Linked DNA regions of Homo sapiens: all the other regions are linked to region 3. Evidence: chromatin loops called from intact Hi-C (ENCODE). Cell type or tissue: CD4-positive, alpha-beta T cell. All regions are shown on one strand. Each heading gives the region's core, and the rest is flanking DNA. Links, peaks and the distances in the headings are about the cores only. Region 1 overlaps PRKCH (protein kinase C eta). Region 2 overlaps PRKCH (protein kinase C eta). Region 3 overlaps PRKCH (protein kinase C eta).

What was found. Peaks named below come from ENCODE experiments on the same cell type or tissue, not always from the same donor. Only the 100,000 strongest peaks of a DNase experiment are listed, where the experiment ranks them.
Region 1: a loop joins it to region 3, with 2.5 times the contacts of the local background. A loop is called at or near these places in 8 of 110 quality-filtered maps.
Region 2: a loop joins it to region 3, with 2.0 times the contacts of the local background. A loop is called at or near these places in 13 of 110 quality-filtered maps.

Annotation. Positions count from the first base shown.
Region 1 is chr14:61,449,781-61,455,618 of GRCh38, reverse strand. It overlaps PRKCH (protein kinase C eta), which reads right to left. Exons shown (of 14, transcript NM_006255.5): 6 at 4,648-4,777; 7 at 2,266-2,393. Among named protein-coding and RNA genes, the nearest start is that of PRKCH-AS2, 93 kb to the left of the region's middle. RefSeq lists an enhancer at 686-855. In CD4-positive, alpha-beta T cell, for the core only: no CTCF peak of the experiment used is centred there; DNase peaks (open chromatin) are centred at 2,938 and 3,554; H3K4me3 peaks cover 300 bases; H3K27ac peaks cover 4,714 bases.
Region 2 is chr14:61,437,036-61,442,873 of GRCh38, reverse strand. The region is part of intron 2 of PRKCH (protein kinase C eta); the gene reads right to left. Among named protein-coding and RNA genes, the nearest start is that of PRKCH-AS2, 110 kb to the left of the region's middle. RefSeq lists an enhancer at 3,232-3,601. In CD4-positive, alpha-beta T cell, for the core only: no CTCF peak of the experiment used is centred there; DNase peaks (open chromatin) are centred at 3,253 and 3,633; H3K4me3 peaks cover 1,180 bases; H3K27ac peaks cover 3,567 bases.
Region 3 is chr14:61,381,990-61,387,827 of GRCh38, reverse strand. The region is part of intron 1 of PRKCH (protein kinase C eta); the gene reads right to left. Among named protein-coding and RNA genes, the nearest start is that of PRKCH-AS1, 62 kb to the right of the region's middle. In CD4-positive, alpha-beta T cell, for the core only: no CTCF peak of the experiment used is centred there; a DNase peak (open chromatin) is centred at 2,367; H3K4me3 peaks cover 1,103 bases; H3K27ac peaks cover 3,978 bases.

The DNA.
Region 1 (5,838 bases), core at 482-5,481, 68 kb before region 3:
AGTTCAGGCTGATATCTTTAATCTCTGCTCTTCAGGGATAACTGTCCCATGCATTAGCAATCCCCGCACAATATTGGCATCCTGCCCGCCTACCCACAAGACAGACAGACCGGATTTCAAATACATTTTTTTACATAATAGGTTTCAAATACATTTTTTCACCATGATTTGATGAAACCCATTCATCTAAATCACATGTAACAGTCATTGCTGATTTAGTATGATCTAATATAAGGATTAAAACATTTATCGTAGTGGCAATTCAATAAATTGTCAATAGGCCAGGCGCGGTGGCTCAAGCCTGTAATCCCAGCACGTTGGGAGGCCGAGACGGGAGGATGACAAGGTCAGGAGATCGAGACCATCCTGGGTAACACGTTGAAACCCCCCATCTCTACTAAAAAAAAAAAAAATACAAAAAATTAGCTGGGCGTGGTGGCGGGTGCCTATAGTCCCAGCTACTCGGAAGGCTGAGGCAGGAGAATGGCGTGAACCAGGGAGGCGGAGCTTGCAGTGAGCTGAGATTGTGCCACTGCACTCCAGCCTGGGCGACAGAGCCAGACTCCGTCTCAAAAAAAAAAAAAAATTGTCAATGAAAGTCCCTGATCTACTAGGCAGGAGTCCTTCAGTAAAAAGGAAATGAGGTGGTTGGTGCTGACATTTTCAGGATTATCAAGAATCTCACAGTAATTGCACTTCCCTTCCTCAGCACCCAGAGATTAATTAGTTGAGTCGATAATTTTCCTGAACTGGACACCAAGCTACACCGTTCAGATCTTACATGGCTATTTCCCATCTCTAGACGCTGACCAGGAAGGCAACAGTAAGACATGGGCTTGGGAAGCAGCCAAGGCTCAACTGGATGACAGCAGGTGGAGGTCATTCAGGGAGAGTGCTGACAAAAACATGTGCACTGCAACTGACACAACTCCACTCACTCCTGAGAGTCCAGAGGGAGAGACTCCTGTCTCCTGCTGAATGTGAATGATAAATTCACAATCCATAAACCAAAACTTCAGAACTGCTGGACTCCAGGGCTGTGCAGAGCCTCTGAGATCTTCAAGTTGAACCGCTTTAGAGGTGAGGACGCTGACGCCCATAGTTACTGGTCACCTGTCCTGCCTGGTCCCCAGACAAAAGCATAACCCAGGATCCTGGGTTTTAGGCTTTCACCAGACCACAGTGACAGGAAGCTGATTTTAAAACAGAAAAGAAAGGCTGGGCGTGGCAGCTCATGCCTGTAATTCCAGCACTTTGGGAAGCCAAGGTGGGCAGATCACTTGAGATCAGAAGTTTGAGACCAGCCTGGCCAACATGGAGAAACTCCGTCTTACTAAAAATACAAAAATCAGCCAGGCGCGGTAGTGGGCACCTGTAATTCCAGCTGCTCGGGAGGCTGAGGCAGGAGAATTGCTTGAACCTGGGAGGTGGAGGTTGCAGTGAGCGAATATCACTGCACTCCAGGCTGGGTGACAAAGCGAGACTCTGTCTCAAAAAACAAATAGAAAAAAGAAAAAAGAAAAAAAAAAGGAAAGAAAGGAAAAAAGTCCTTCTTTTGCTTTCTGTTTATTACTTGTTGCTCATGCTCATTATTTCTTGTCATATAACTGTATATACAATCTTATCCGTGAAACAAATTGCTATTAAAAATGCTATTTCAGCCAGACACAGTGGCTCACACCTGTGCAATCCCAACACTTTGGGAGGCCAAAGCGAGAGGATCGCTTGAGCCCAGGAGTTTGAGACCAGCCTGCGCAACAAAGTGAGACTCCATCTCTACAAAAAAAAAAATAAAAAATTACCCTGACATAGTGGTGCACACCTGCAGTCCCACCTACTTGGGAGACTGAGGTAGGAGGATCACTTGAGCCTAGGCAGTCGAGTCTGCAGAGAACCATAATTGTGCCACTGCACTCCAGCCTGGGTGACAGAGGAAGACCCCATCTCAAAAAGGAATGAAGACAGGGAAGGGGAAGGGGAAGGGGAAGGGAGGAAGGAAGGAAAAAGGAAAGGAGAGGAAAGGAGAGGAGAGAGAGAGAAAAAAAAGGGAGAAAGAGAGAAAGAAAGAAAGGAAGAAAGAAAGAAAGAGAAAGAAAGAAAAGAAAAAAGAAAGAAAGAAAGAGAAAGAAAGAAAGAAAGGCAATAAGTCTGTTTATTGTATTTGCTAAGATTAGGAACTTTGATGAGGCCACATGCTCTCATTTGGGCTCATCACATCTGAGCAACTTCTAAATTACGAGACATGGAAAAAAAGCAAAGTCTCACCGAGGTTGGAGAAATATTTCCGGGTTGGAGACCCATCCCTGCCAGGGTCTTGGCAAGTTCCACCGCATTTACCCCACAGTTAGGGGCCACGTTCGCTTGACATCGAATATGCACATTCATTTTACATACTAGAGGGAAAAGGAAAACAGAATCCATGTTCAGAAAGGAACCAATTCAACATGTGCTGCAACAGAGAACTTTAATAGCCTAAAAGATTATAACAGAGGAATTATACCGGCTGAACAGTATCATTTTCTCATAAAATTAAGCTCACACTAGTAATAGTTCCTGACATTTTATCTATTTCTGTTTTCTGCAGAAGCAGAAAGGCAAGCATACTAAAGAATAATATATTTCAAATACATTTTTTCCACCATGATTTGATGAAACCCATTCATCTAAATCACATGTAACAGGCATTGCTGCCTTAGTATGATCTAAGATTAAAACCTTTATCGTAGCGGCAATTCACAGGCAATTAAATAACAAAGAATCATGTCAACTGTATTTTTTTCTGTCTCTCAACAGTGAAATAAAAGGTAGCAGTTTAAATGCCACATGTAGATCACTGTTCAAACAGGATGGAAATGGTGTTTCTACAAGAAAAACCTCTATCTGCAGCTTTCTTTCTGAGTATTGTTGTGGTTGGGCAGGCCTCACAGCACAGAGATGGGCATCCTGTGAGCCTGTGGTTCTCAGCATTTGCAGCCTGTGGTTCTAACTGCTTCATAGTGGGGAAAGGCAACTTTTAAAACTTTCTGAAGGTCAGAGTACAAATGGCAGTTGAAGAGGCGAGCAAAGAAAGCTAAGCTCCTGAGGCACCGGAAGCTGCCTGGGGACAATGAAGGATCTGAGGCGTTATCAGCTGGAATAAATTCTGAGACAGTTTTTTGACATGGGCCCTGCTGATGGGAGGTGAAACTGAAGCGACAAGCAACACATTCCTGTTTTATGGAGTCAGTCCATCTTGGAAGCACACACAGATCCAGGTTTTGTGGGGCCTGAATTTACATAATTTAGGAGGCCTTCTTTAAGAAAAAGAACACCAAATCAAGTAGAGGGCTTTGGAAGGTGCCCTTGAGAGAGAGGAGCCCTGAGACTTAAGCTTCATGGGAAACCCACCCCTCTCAGGAAGACAGGTGTAAGACACACGAGCCTACAGAAGCCTTTCAAAACCACCAAGTGACCATAAAGGCAAAAATCACAAGAGCCGGATTGCTGCAGGTGTGCTACCCTCAGGCCACTAGGGAAGAGGACAATGCAGATGAGCCCCATGCATGGCTCTGCGCATCAGCAACAATGCAAGGCAGAAAGGGATTTCCCACTGGGAACCCATACCCAGGTGAGACCGTCACGCTAAGATCAAGCTGCACCTGGACCAACGCCCTACAAGTTATCCATGAGCTGGCTACTGTTTTGGTTTTATGAGAAAAAAATTATTAGTGTTCTACAGAGATAGAAGAATGTGCCCTTCTTAAAGACAAGTGACTGGCCCCTTTTTGTTGACAGAAGCAGGCTCTGTAAGTCCAAGCAGTCAATGGAAGTTGTCTGGCTATACTCATGCCAATTCTACCTCACCATTGTTCTCCTCAACTGGCGACTTGGGGTGTGTCTGATAAGAAAGGCTTCAGGTGCACCCCACGGCAGTCAGATCATTACATTTCCATACAAGATGGCACAAGGCCAACAGCTCCCTAACTCCTAACAGGACAGGGATCAGCTCTCACCCACTCAGAGCCTTTGCTAGGGCCAAAGCTCCAAACTCTCACTCCACTGGGCACAGCTGGTGAGATGCAAGCTTACAATCAAGGCTTTATCTTCCTTCATTCTACCCCTGTCTCCAATCTCTTTCACAAGACCCAGGGCAGCTCTTTTTATGCTGTGACAACTCCATTCCTGCTGATTTCTGGTGAGATCATCAGATCTATTCTGCCATTTCTTACTCTTAACCCAACCTTCTCATTTGGCCATCTCACCTCCTCACCTCCTCCTAACTTCCATTTCTTTGAAATTTTTATTTATTTTTTTCTTTTTAGTGTCTCACCTGACTCAACCATCTTCCATTTCTGACTAAGATCCCATCTTTTTCTCTTCCAAACACCTATTAAAATACAGTGTCTAGGCTGTATTTGTCAGCTAGCGAGCTAGATCACTGAATATACCATTTGACTTAATGTCCTATGATTAGAAAATGTTGGCATCAGATGAAGTTCTCTTTACATGCCTGACAAGAAACATGTAAGTTTAAAATGACTAAGATGTTGATTTACAACATATCTAAAACCATCAGTTCTAGGACAGATTCTGAGTCCACAGAATTCTGAAAGCTTAGGGCATAGTGTTCCCATGAAGAGGTGGGTACCCAGCACCTCAGCATCTCACTTTTACACTGAAGTCCTTGTCGCATTATTCCCCAGAGCAGTGAGCCACAGTGATCGCAGAATGTTGGCACTTTGTAGTTGTGGATGCTGAACTTGTGTGGGATGTTGATCCCGAACCTCTGTTCTGCAATCTGTAAAAAAGGAAATAAAGGGACAAGAGCTAAAATGTCATACCAATGTCCTTTGTAAAAACTGTAATAGGAGCCCATCAAATGCAAAGTGTCACTATGACACCTGAGCTAGGTATATTATTTTACTGTACTCAGCCCTGATTAATTACTCAGGTCTTACGAACCAGACTAAACACATTTTCTAATGAACAGGACAAGACAGAAATGTGGGAAACACATTAGATCATTTGCCATTTTGAGAAATAAAAATTAAGATTTTCACTTCATCTTTCATATTCAGGCCATATTTCTCTCCTTGCCAATCCCCTAACACCCCCATCTATTTCCCAGAACCTTTTAACTTCAGGATTAAATGGGTCTTTTATACACTATATATACTTGCTATCACTGTAAGTTCTTCCAGACATTGTGTCACGGGAAGAAAAATAAAAAGAAGAGACTCAGAGGCCATGGAACCACAGAAGGAATTTATTCCAAAGTGACATTAAAGTAACTACTTATTCAGCTCTTCCAGCCTTTCTTTGCCTGGCATTTGCAATCTGACAATCTGAGTTAAATCTCAGTTTCCAGCAAATAATTCCACTAGGCATGTACTCTGCAGTCCATACCACAATTTGATGCTATAACAACAGATCCATGCATGACAAGGAGTAGGGCAATCATTACTCCTCTTGAAACTTTTATGGCCTCTTTCTTGGAAAAGCTGTGGTTTATACCTCTAGGTATACTCTTTAGCAATCCTATATGTGTACTATAAAGAACCATTGTGTTCCAGAGTCATTCTTCCAATGCCTCTGCAAATCTACTGCTAAATGTCAGCAACACTCCATCTGCTTTTACCTCTAGAATTTAAAATGTATGCCTATTGCAGATGAATGCAATATGAGTGGCAAGAATGATGTTGAAGCTTATACACATACACACACACACACACACACACAGAGAGAGAGAGAGAGAGAGAGAGAGAGAGAGAGAGAGAGAGAGACATCTTCCCTGAAATTTCTTAAGAGGCTGGAGAAAGCCAGCAATCTTTTTACTTAGGAAACATAATTTACAGTTAT
Region 2 (5,838 bases), core at 583-5,582, 55 kb before region 3:
CTTGAACTCTCAGGCCCAAGTGATGCTCCTACCTCAGCAACCCAAGGTGCTGGGACTACAGGCATGCACCACCATACCCAGCTAATTAAAAATAATTTTTTTTTAATAGAGATGGAGGTCTCACTGTGATGCCAGAGCTGGTCTCCAACTCCCAGGTTCAGGTGATCCTTGTGTCTTGGCCTCCCAAAGTGCTGGGATTACAAGTGTGTGTCACCGCACCCAGTCATGTGGCTTTTTAAGGTTAGACCTATGCAAACCCCTGAGATGCCCACTGCCTGGTTATAACTGGCTATCATGGGCCAATCTCTTGTAGCACAGACCAAGGGTTTCCCAGGGTTCTGATAGGGCAGTATGTGACATCAGCATGGTCTCCTAGCTCCAGTCTGGCTGTCTGTGACCTCGCGTCTATCTATGAGCTATAAGCATTTCTCATTATTTTCCTTTAATTCTGGTATCCTCGCAAACTAAATGAGGGAATCGCCCACAGCACAGACTATGAGAGCTCTGTCCAAAACCCATTGGTACAGGATCACCTCTGTTAACCTGGAATAGGTAGAAATTAACCTGGAATAGGTGCAAAATTCCTTTTCTAACCTCACGCTTTTAAAACAGTGGCTTCTAATCTGAGGACTCTGAAAACTACATCATTATGTCTTCCAAATAATTATACTAGAATTTTTCTAGTGTATGCAGAGACTTGTGATTAATAAAATATAGCTTATTTCCTCAATAATGCTTTAATCATTGAAACAAAGGAAATTTAAGAAACCATGAAATAATAATTTGCTAAAAAATTTTAAACCCTGGAAGAGACAGAAGATTTCAAAGATAATCTCAGATACCTGTTACAAAGGAAATTATAGAACAATAAGAAAACACAGAAAAATATTATACTCCTAGGATAAGATAAGGATAATAAAACTTGGCCGGGTACAGTAGCTCATGTCTGTAATACCAACACTTTGGGAGGCTGAGGCAGGAGGACTGCTTGAGTCCAGGAGTTCAAGACCACCTGGACAATATACTGAGGCCCCATCTCTTAAAAAAATTTTTTTAAAGGGATAATAAACTCTAAAGGCATCCAAAGTTCACAGATTTGCAATTTAAGAAATTTAAAGTTCTATTTGGCAAAAAAAAAAAAAAAAATACAAAGCAGAAAATTGAAAGAAAGAAACTGAGGGAGAAGAGGACTTGTAACACATGACAAAGGGTTACTATTTATAATACACAGAAATCAATTTTTAAAAGTATGAACAATCCAGTAAAAATGGGGCAGAGGATGTGAAGAGGCAATTCCTAAAACTGTAAGTGCAAACAGCCAATAACCATGCCAAGATGTCCAATGCTACCCAAGACGGACGCATAAGAACCAGAAGCTAAATCACATTTTTACCTCTTAAGCTGGCAAATACTTAAAAGGATTGCTAAAGTGTCCTTTTTAACAAGGGTGAGGTGAAACAGGCATCCCCATCCTGTCAGTAGGAGTATAAACCGGGCTCCAGTCCTGACCCTACCACACCGGCTCTCTTTTTCTTGCTAAGCCTCAGGGTTCCCATCTAGAAATCAGGTGGCCCCTTCTTCCTAGGGTTTTCCCAAGGACTGAATCAGGTAACACATTCAAAGAGCTTAGCACAAAGCTAGGCACATCGCAGCATTCAAAAAAATGTAGTTATTTAGGGCAAGTGCAGTGGCTCACATCTTTAATTCTAGAAATTTGGGAGGCTGAGGTGGGAGATCACTTGAGCCTAGGAATTGGAGACCAGTCTGGCAACATAATGAAACTCCTTCTCTACCAAAAAAAATTTTAAAAAAAGCCAAGTGTGCACCTGTGGTCTCAGCTACTAGGGAGGATCACTTGAGCCCAGGAGGTTGAGGCTATAATGAGCCATGATTGCACCTCTGCACTTCAGCTGGGCAACAGAGCAAGACTTTCTCTCCAAAAAAAAAAGAAAAAAAATGTAGTTATTTCAATAATAATTTTTTATTTTTTATTTTTATTTTTGGATAGAGTTTAACTCTGTCACCAGGCTGGAGTGCAGTGGCGTGTTCTCAGCTCATTGCAACCTCCACCTCCCAGGTTCAAGCTATTCTCCTGCCTCAGCCTCCCAAGCAGCTGGGACTACAGGTGCACACCACCAAGCCCAGCTAATTTTCGTATTTTTAGTAGAGACAGGGTTTCACCATGTTGGCCAGGATGGTCTTGATCTCTTGACCTTGTGATCCACCCGCCTCAGCCTCCCAAAGTGCTGGGATTACAGGCGTGAGCCACCATGCCTGGCTTTCAATAATAATTTTTGTGGAGACCAATGTGACAATACCTGTCAAAGAAATTAGAGTCTACACAATAGATCTCAAAGAGTGAAATGCAGAAAGAGTCCAAATGAATTTGGCCAAGACACCAACATCTTCAGAGATTCCAGCACAGTTAAAATTATACCTGCCTCAGTTTTTGTTTGGAGGTAGGTGTAATCTTTGGCAAACAGCCTAGTTACTTTCCTTCTTAAGTTTCCCATATGTCTCAAGAAGATAAAAATGCCCCTGTTGTCCACCCTGTGGGAACAGTGTCATAACCAATAATCCTGACAGGTTCTAAGGACTGCGGAAGAACAAAAGTTACTACACTACACTGCCCTCTTCCACTCATGATACTTCTAGAAGTCATTTAGAAACCACGAAGTGAACAGATTTTAACATTCCTTTGCTTGCAGATGACAAAATTAGGCTAATGGTATCACTCTCTATCCAGCCTCTGTTATCACCAGCCTGAGACCCAGCTCAATACCGGCCAAAGCAAAACTTGTCTTGAATTATTAATAGTAAACACTTATCATGTATAGATGCAAATTAAGTTCTCCCTGGGGATCTAATTACCAAGAATTAACTTTTTAATCCCTTAATACTACAAAGATTGGTTAAAAGACCAGCCCACTTGCATGTTTAATATTTCATCAACTGAATCCTATTTTTTTTCTTAACAGCTATTGCCACTGCAATTTTCCAGTTGATTCCTTATAACCAGAGGAGGATTTAGGAAAAAACTGCATGCCAATCATTTCTTGCCACCTTCACTCCTGCCTTTTCACCTTCCTAAACGGCCCTTCCCTCTTTCCTTCCAACCATTAAGAGTTAAATTAGCCTTAACCTACCTGCCTCAGAGCCTGAGCAAACTCCCCCAAATCCTAAAGCCGGGTGACATGCTAACCCACTGTTGCCACAGCAGCCTGGGAGTGCACCGGTGACATGCTAACCCACTGTTCCCACAGCAGGCCGGGAGTGCACCTCAATGTCTTCTCTCACGACCTGGGGCCGTGTCTCTTTCACTTCTGCCCCAGGCACTTCCCATGCACTTTCATACAGGGACATGGACAAACTTCACTCTGCCCTTTTACATTATTTTGCACGTGTGCTTCGTTTAGAAAACAAACATACACACTCATGCACCTACACACACACCTGGGACTTTGCAAGACATTTGGTCACATAAAGAAAATGGGCCCCCATGGCTTCCAATGACTTTCACTGTCACCATGTTCTAGACTGCTGCCATGAGCAAAAGGAAACAGCTCTCCCACACGCTCTTCACTTGCCTACAGACTCCAACCCCACTTCACCATCGGAATGCAGAGGGAACTTCCTCATTGTTTGCACCGCCTCCTGTTTACTTAGGACTGAGTTAAAAGGACTAAAAAAAAACCCTATTGAATACTATGGTGCTTAAATCAACCAGGGCTTTGAGAAATCTCTCAGATCATGTTTTAGTTAGACACGTCAGGCAACCCTAACATGCTCTGCAGCCAAAACTTGCATCACAACTTCTGTTTGGCTCCTTAGGTGCCCAATGGCTCTAAATAAATAGGAAGCTGGCTCTGTGTCCCAGCACGGAAATTCACATTCCAATCTCCAGAGGGGTGCTGGCCTGGAGCCCTGGTCTGCCTCACCAGAAGTGGGTTTTGAAAAGCCACCCCATCCACAGGGTGCAGAGTAATTATGTCAAATATAATGAAGATTAACTATTCTAAAATCCCATCTCTTCTGAACTAAAATTATATTTCATAAAACTGGACTGTCACCCCATGCTTGTTTTGAGAACTTTAGAAAGCACATGTGACTAGGAGTCACCAAACAACCCCAGGGTAAGTTTTCATTTGCAAAAAGTTGCACTGGACTGAAACTTGTGTTGGTCATGTGAGGCTTCTGTGGATGAGGAGTATGTCTCTGAGAACTCCTATTCTCGGTTGCTGTGATTCTGTAAACTGTTGTAACTTTAACTCAAAAACAGTAAATACATCATCCTCTTTGGTCTTTTGTTCTATCTGCTCGAATTTATGGTTTTATATCCCAGCAGCAGAAATATATATTTGAAAGTACTTCTAAAATATTCCAACCTGGGGCAAAAGCGTGGATCACAGCTCCTCATTTTTAAAATGATTGTAAGCAAATTAAATCAGAGAAAATTTCTGGCATGGCACTTTTTAGTTTCCAGAATTACTGGCGTAAAATGCACAGCGAATATAACTTTGATTCAGTGTAACATACGATTGAACTCAAGTTTAATTTGCCTAATATCAAAAGCACTGTGGTTTACTGTGGCTTATCTTTAAGGGGGCTACACTGAGAAAACAGAACAGCCTTCTATATGACGACAGACAAGAGAGTTTGGTGGTTGAGGCTGTGGAATCTGGAGCCTGGGGTGTGCAGACGGCTTCTTCCCTTATAAGCTCGGTGGCCCTGGGCAAGTTGTTTAACATCCAATGCTTCAGTTTCCTCATCTATAGAACATAAAGGATATGTTCCTCATAGGGCCATTTGAGGACTTGATAAGTTAATAAGCACAGCATAATTAGAGAAGTACCCGACAGGTAGTAACTTACCTAGTGTAACTGTGAAAACCCTTACTTCACACTACCCTAGAGTTCTAGGAATAGAAAGGATTTTTTTTTTTAAGAGACAGGGTCTTGCTGTGTTGCTAGGCTGGTCTCAAACTCACGGGCTCAAGTGATCCTCCTGCCTCGGCCTCCCAAACTGCTGGGATTACAGGTGTGAGCCATTGCACCTGGTCGATAGAAAGGATTTTTTAATTCAACTGTCTATTGTCTAGAAGAAGAATGAATACCTAGGAAATTGGGGCCTAGAGAAGTTAATGTACCCCGAGACACATTTAGCTAGCTTGTGCTAGAACTGACACTAAAATCTTCCACACACCCTGCACTGTGCCCTTTATTAACACCAGGTCTCCTGGTATCCCTAGAAAGTAATAAATTTTCTAGTGAGGAAACAGAAACTAACAGGAAGGTTAAGTGAGGTCAAGCAGCCAATGACAGAAGTGAGGACACCAGACTCCGTTGACTATTGTTGAACTACTGGATATACTATCAAATGTCTTTTTTCTTCTTCCTGAGATAATTTGTTTTATCATTTGTACACGTGGGAGAAAACAACTGTGAGAAAAACAAACAGAAAAACCTTAGAGTTAACCAAAAGCTACTAGTCAAGAAAGAACCAGAAAATATTATTGGTTTATATCTGCAAAATATATCCCGGGAAGGTAATGAGGTAAGGTAGCAACAGAATTTTGCTTAACATCATCAAAAACACTGAATAAGAACTACTTGCATAAAGAATGATGCATAAAAATGTAAACACAGATGATGATGATCTCTGAGACAGTAACGACACAAACAGAGATTAGGACGCGTGATAAACAAATGCCTAACTTAACTAAACGGCTATTTACAACTGGAAATACAACGGTATTTTACAATCCTGGTTTTATATACTTGAAAATGTAAACATTTAAATGGGTATTTACAACAAGCACACCCCACCAGTGGGTGACAG
Region 3 (5,838 bases), core at 367-5,366:
AAAATATGAACATGCTACAGGTAGTAAGGAAAAGCACTGTTTCATGCAACTTTTGTGTGTAGTTTTGTATACATATAAAAGGGTACAGTAGGTTTTAATGTAAAGATGTATTCCTTACTGTGTCACAGAGAAACAGTTTGAAAAATGTGGCTTTGGAGGTTATTTGTTCCTTCTATACACTGCTGATGGGCTGTTATCATTTATTCACGGTAGTTGCTTAGATACCCCCCAGTGACAACCAATTCACTACCTTAACAGCTGGCCTATTTCATTCCTGTACAATATAGACAGATCTTTCTCTATGAATACAAACGCAGCAAGACCAATAATTTCCACTCATTTACCTTAGTTTCGCCCTCTACAGCTCCAGTGGACACTGTCTCTAGCTAGTACATCCATCCCAGCTTCTGGGAATAACACTTGAGCTTTATTTGAGAACTACTCCTCCCTCACATGTAGTCCAAATGGCTCATCTGGGATTCTGCCCCTAACTCCAGAGTGGACATGTGAGCAGGCCTAGCAGATCAGAGCACTGACTGAACTCTGCACAGCTGGCCTGGGGCAGGCACATTCCTTCTCTCTGGCTATCAGTGTAATTACAACTCCCTACCCGGTATCAGCATCTACTGGTTCAGGTTTGAGCACAAAAATCCAAGTAGGTCCAACTAGGAATCCTGGATCTACAAGGAAGGGACAAGATCTCGCTTCTGCTAAACTTCAATCTGGAAGGACACAAACTTGGGAGTGTCCGGCACCTGTGTTGTCCCCCCACTGAGCTACAGAATGAAGCCAACAAAGAGGGGAGAGCTGAGGGACAGAAAGAGAACAGCTCTTCGTAACATCATTTAAACCCTTAGATCAAGCCTTGCTTGATTCTTTGGGATTTTTTTTTGTTATTTGAGCCTATAAATTCCTTTTGTCTTAGCCAGTTTGAGTAGGGGTTTCTATCACTTGCACTCAAAAAACATATTCAAATTGTCAGCCAAAGAGAATAGGTCAAATATTCGACAACAATTATCACATCCCTCTATGCCTTCTAACATCCGTGCTATCCCCTGCCGTCTGCCTCCCTGCCTCCCACCAGCACTGAAACAGCTCCAGCAACTTTTATGAAGTCCTACTGTCAGATACAAAGATGTGTCTGTCTTCATCTCAGTTGATCTCTCTGCCGCATCTGATCTTGACATCTTCCTCTTCATGAATCTCTCATTCCTTACTTCCAGGACACCACCCTTTCCTGGCCCTCCTCTCACTCCTGAGCCCTGTATTTACCCAGTAGGCCACGCCAGAAGCCCAGCTCCTCAGCAGGTACATTGAATCGCTCTCAGATCCCAACACGTCCACTCTCGAAGTCTCTCCTGGATCTACCCCTGCTCCACTCCTACTGCCGTGGTTCATCTGGCCTCCCTGAACGGGCTTCTAGCTGCCTTCTATTTCCAGACTACTGTCCTCCAGCTGCTGCCAGTGACATGTTTCAAAAATTAAAATCTGACCATGTGGCTTCCTAACTTAGAAACCGTCAGTGTTTCCTCTCCTGTCCATGATAAGGTCCAAATTCTTTAGCACAGCACATAGCCCTAGACACTAAACCCCTTCCTACCTTTCAGCCTAAGCTCTTCCCACCACTGCAGCTGCATACAACCAGTATCCCCATCTCTTAATTCTTGTACACTCTCCAGGGAGGTATGTTATTTCATTTATTCTGAGAGAGCAACCAAACGCATTATGGATCAAGCAGCATACTGGGGAATATAGTCAAAATTATGAAAATTACACATTACCCATCTGTAGCTTATTGCCTAGTGATTTGGGGTATGTGATCTTTCTGGCTGGAAACTCCTTTCTTCCTTTTTATACTTGTCCAACTCCTATTTGTCCATCAATTCAAGACCCACCTGTATAGGGGGACCTTTCCAGACCTCTTTCAGACAGGTGGGCAACTCCACACCTGTTATGAAGACTACTGCTGGAACCCACATCATGTTGTAGTCATTATGCCCTGTCCCCAAAGGAGACCCTACCTTGCATATAAGGGGACAGAAAATGGTTTGTGGAACAAATGAGTAAATAAAATAGACCTGGGTATCTCAAACTCTCAGCAACTTCATGTAGGACATGATTTTCTCCTCCTTCACCATTCTAGTCAGTTTCCTCCTGACATGCCCCAATTTCTTCACACCCCCATTAAAGGGTGAAGTCAGGCTGAGTGTGTGACCTGACTTTCACCAGCAAGAGCAAGATTATCATTAACGTTGATCTTGACAGTGACAGTGCCCTTTACCAATGCAGCGAGAATACATGGGCGCTCTGAGAAGCCCCAGTGACCCAGGCTGAGCTTGCAATGAACTAAAACCTCTGCATCTTTTCTAGCTGCCATAAGGCTTTGCTTCCCACATCCTGTGCTCGTGCAGTGGTTAGGCTCAAAACCTTCATAAAAACCTAAGTGCTTCATTTTTTTTTTCTGCAATATTTTGGCTTGTCCCAGGTCATAGCGTTCACTGGATCGCAAATCCAGTCAGTTCATTCACTCCCCTTCTCAGTTTTATGGCTCCCCAAATCAGGGCCTCAGGCTACCTATGTCATTGGCTAATGCACTGACAGAGTGTCTAATAGAACAGAGCTGAGGTCAGAGTCTAGGGCAGCCCCACATAGAAATGAACACACTTAGCATTCTTACTATAACAGTCATTCAAGGAGCAATAAACACACTAACCCCCTCCCCTACAGACCACTTCTCTTGGTAAAAAGAACAACTCCTGGGCCCTTGTTGAAACCCAGATAACAGTGGTCTTTAAAAAAATGTGATTCTTCTATACAAATAGACAAATGAACAAAAGTATAAAAACTCAGTGTCAACAAATGGTGCTAGAACAACGGGACATCCATACCCAAAATAATGAATTTCAACCCATACATTGTAACTTACACCTAAATTTACTCAAAACAGCTCAGAGAAGAAAACATAAACACAACTTCAGCCTTTAGGGTTCTCTATGTTGTTTCTACTACTCTGTTCTACACTTTTGAGTCCCCGAAGTGGACTGAAAATATCCTATGCCTGGTTTGCAGCAGCCACTCGGGAAAGCATTTCTTGACTGAATGATTCCCAACGTGCACCCTCAGAGCCATCTAACCCTTGAGTTCTCATGCCAAGTAACCCCTTCCTCAAAGAGCCATCAGTGTTGAACTCACATGAATCAGCGCTGCCTCAAATACTATACCTCCCCATCTGAACTTATCCCCTATCTCCCACATTGTGGCTGAGTAATAGCAATGCTAGAGAAGACCTGGGTCCTGGTGCTCTGTCCTGACCAATCTGCGACATCAGGAAGGCCATTCAATCTTCTTTGCCAAAGAATCACAGAAAGGGATTAAATATAAGATTCCCAGACCCCACAGGTGATCTACTGATTTTAAATTTTCTGGGGCAAGGGAACGGGGTCTAGGCATCTGCTGTTTTTAAAAGTTCTGTAGGTAACTCTGATATAGCCAGACCACGGACCACCATCTGGGAAGCCTGAGCCAGATTCTCTCTAAGGGGCCAATTCCAGCTTTAAAGGGCTCCAATCCCATGTTTCCTCCTAAAGCTTCCAGTGGTCATCACTGAATCACTAGAACCACTGTTCTTCTGCGTTCCCAGGCTTAAAATCCTGGAGCCACTCCGACTTGAGGCACCGTGACCATCTGTTTTTCCCTTCGTTCCCTCCATCATTCTAGGATCCCTGTCACTGCAGGCCTCCTCCCTCATCCTTTCTCCTGCAGTCATGGAACACCCCACCAAAAACAAAGCAGCCTTTTCTAAAGTGCTGATCTCATCAACTTCCCCCTCTAAAGCCTCCGCTGGTCTCCGAGAGTCTTCAGAATAAAACACCCTGCTCCACCTGGCTTTCAGGACCACTTGGGCTCCCCTTTTGCTGCCTTCCCACTAATCTATCCAAACTTTGTTTTCAAAATTCCCTTCCTTCCATTGTCACTTTAGAAAGTTAAAATACAAAAAGAAGAAAAAAATCACTTTTTAAAACCTGCTGTCCTAGTCAGGCCCCTCTCCTGGCTCTATCACTCAGCCACACATTTGCTCATGCCGTGTTCTCTGCTTGGAAAACCTGTCTCTCTTCACCGCACCTATCTATTCATTCATTTGAACCTTTATTGAATGACTCCCAGGGTCGGGACAACTGCAAGGTACTCAAGACTCCCCAGAGGAGCTCCTAGGGCTACAGGTTGGATGGGTTACCGAGCACAGAAGATGACACAGCTTCATGAGCAGCAGAAGGAAGAAACTGGTGCCAGGATTTGATATTCACATTGATCCCTCCGGTCTCAAAATTCACATCTCAACTATTATTAACACTTATCTATACCTTGAACAATTACTTACATTTTCATACACATATCTCATCACTTGCAATAAGTCTGTAACCTCCATTCCAGCAGGATCTGACATTATGTTCCCAAGGAGCCTCGCAGAGTTCCTTGAACCAAGTAAACACTCAATACATATCTGCTGAGTTGATCTAAGAGCTAAATAAGGTCATCTGACCACCTCAATTTCCTCACCTATAAAAATAGGAAAGGTAATATTTACTATAGAATAGTCCTACAAGATAGCACTTTGTAAAAAATAAAAGCACTCCAAGATGGCTCCAAGGAATACCGGTGACATATGGATGACAAGGGCTCACTGCTTAGAAATTATACTCTGTTAGCTTGATGTACCCACCGGATCCCCAGCACAGCCACTCCTACACCCTCAGCCAAAGTTTGCTTTTCCTTGGCATCACTTTGCAGGAGTTAGGCAAGTACTTATATCACTGGTTAAGTCTCCTTGTCCATGAAACAAGAGTTGTCTAAAAATATTCTAGCTGTAATGTTCCATGATTCTAAACAGGCTTGGATAAAAGCCTACACAAAGGACTCAAGAGAAACACTCATTTAATTAACTGGTAATAATTTACAACCATTTCCCTTCACAAAAGCCATTAGAATTGATCACAGACAGGAAACTTCTAGCTACATAACATTCATTTCAGCCTGGAATAAGCAAAGGGATCTAGCATATTAAAAGAAAAAAGCAATTTTGGGGGCAAAGGTAGAAGGTTCATCTAGACTCTATGGGCTTTGAGCAAACCTCTGTAATAGAGAAGTTGACAAAATTCAAATTCTTGGCTGGATGGCTCTTTTCTATAGCTTTCCTAAGTCTTACTCTAGCGATAAATAACAAAAACATGATAAAGCATTTCATGATTCTCTTCCACCTGAAACTGTCTGGCTTAAAAATGAGCATTCAAATTCCTAAAGAAAAAAAATTCCAACAGGTTTGTATGAATAACCTAACAGGAAAAATGAGATTGTATTGGTTTTTCTTGTTTTTTTTTGTTTGTTTTTGTTTTTTTGTTTTGAGACAGAGTCTGGCTCTGTCACCCAGGCTAGAGTGCAGTGGCACAATCACAGCTCACTGAAACCTCCATCTCCTGGGCTCAAGCCAACCTCTCAACTAAGCCTCCAGTGTAGCTGGGATTATGGGTGTACACCACCACGCCCAGCTAATTTTTGTATTTTTTGTAGAGATAGGTCTCATTATGTTGCCCAGGCTGGTGTCGAACTCCTGAGCTCCAGTGATCCACCTGCCTCAGCCTCCCAAAGTGCTAAAATTACTGGTGTGAGCCACTGTGCCTGGCTGAGGCTGTGTTTCTAATAACAAAAACAACAGCTATGTCTTTAGCTTGGCCAACTGCTAAATGCTTGACCTATATTATCTCTCACCTCCACCGCTTGCAGAGTGAAGTACTACCATCACCGTTGCACAGATGGAAAAAGGGAGGCTCAGTGAGGTTACTG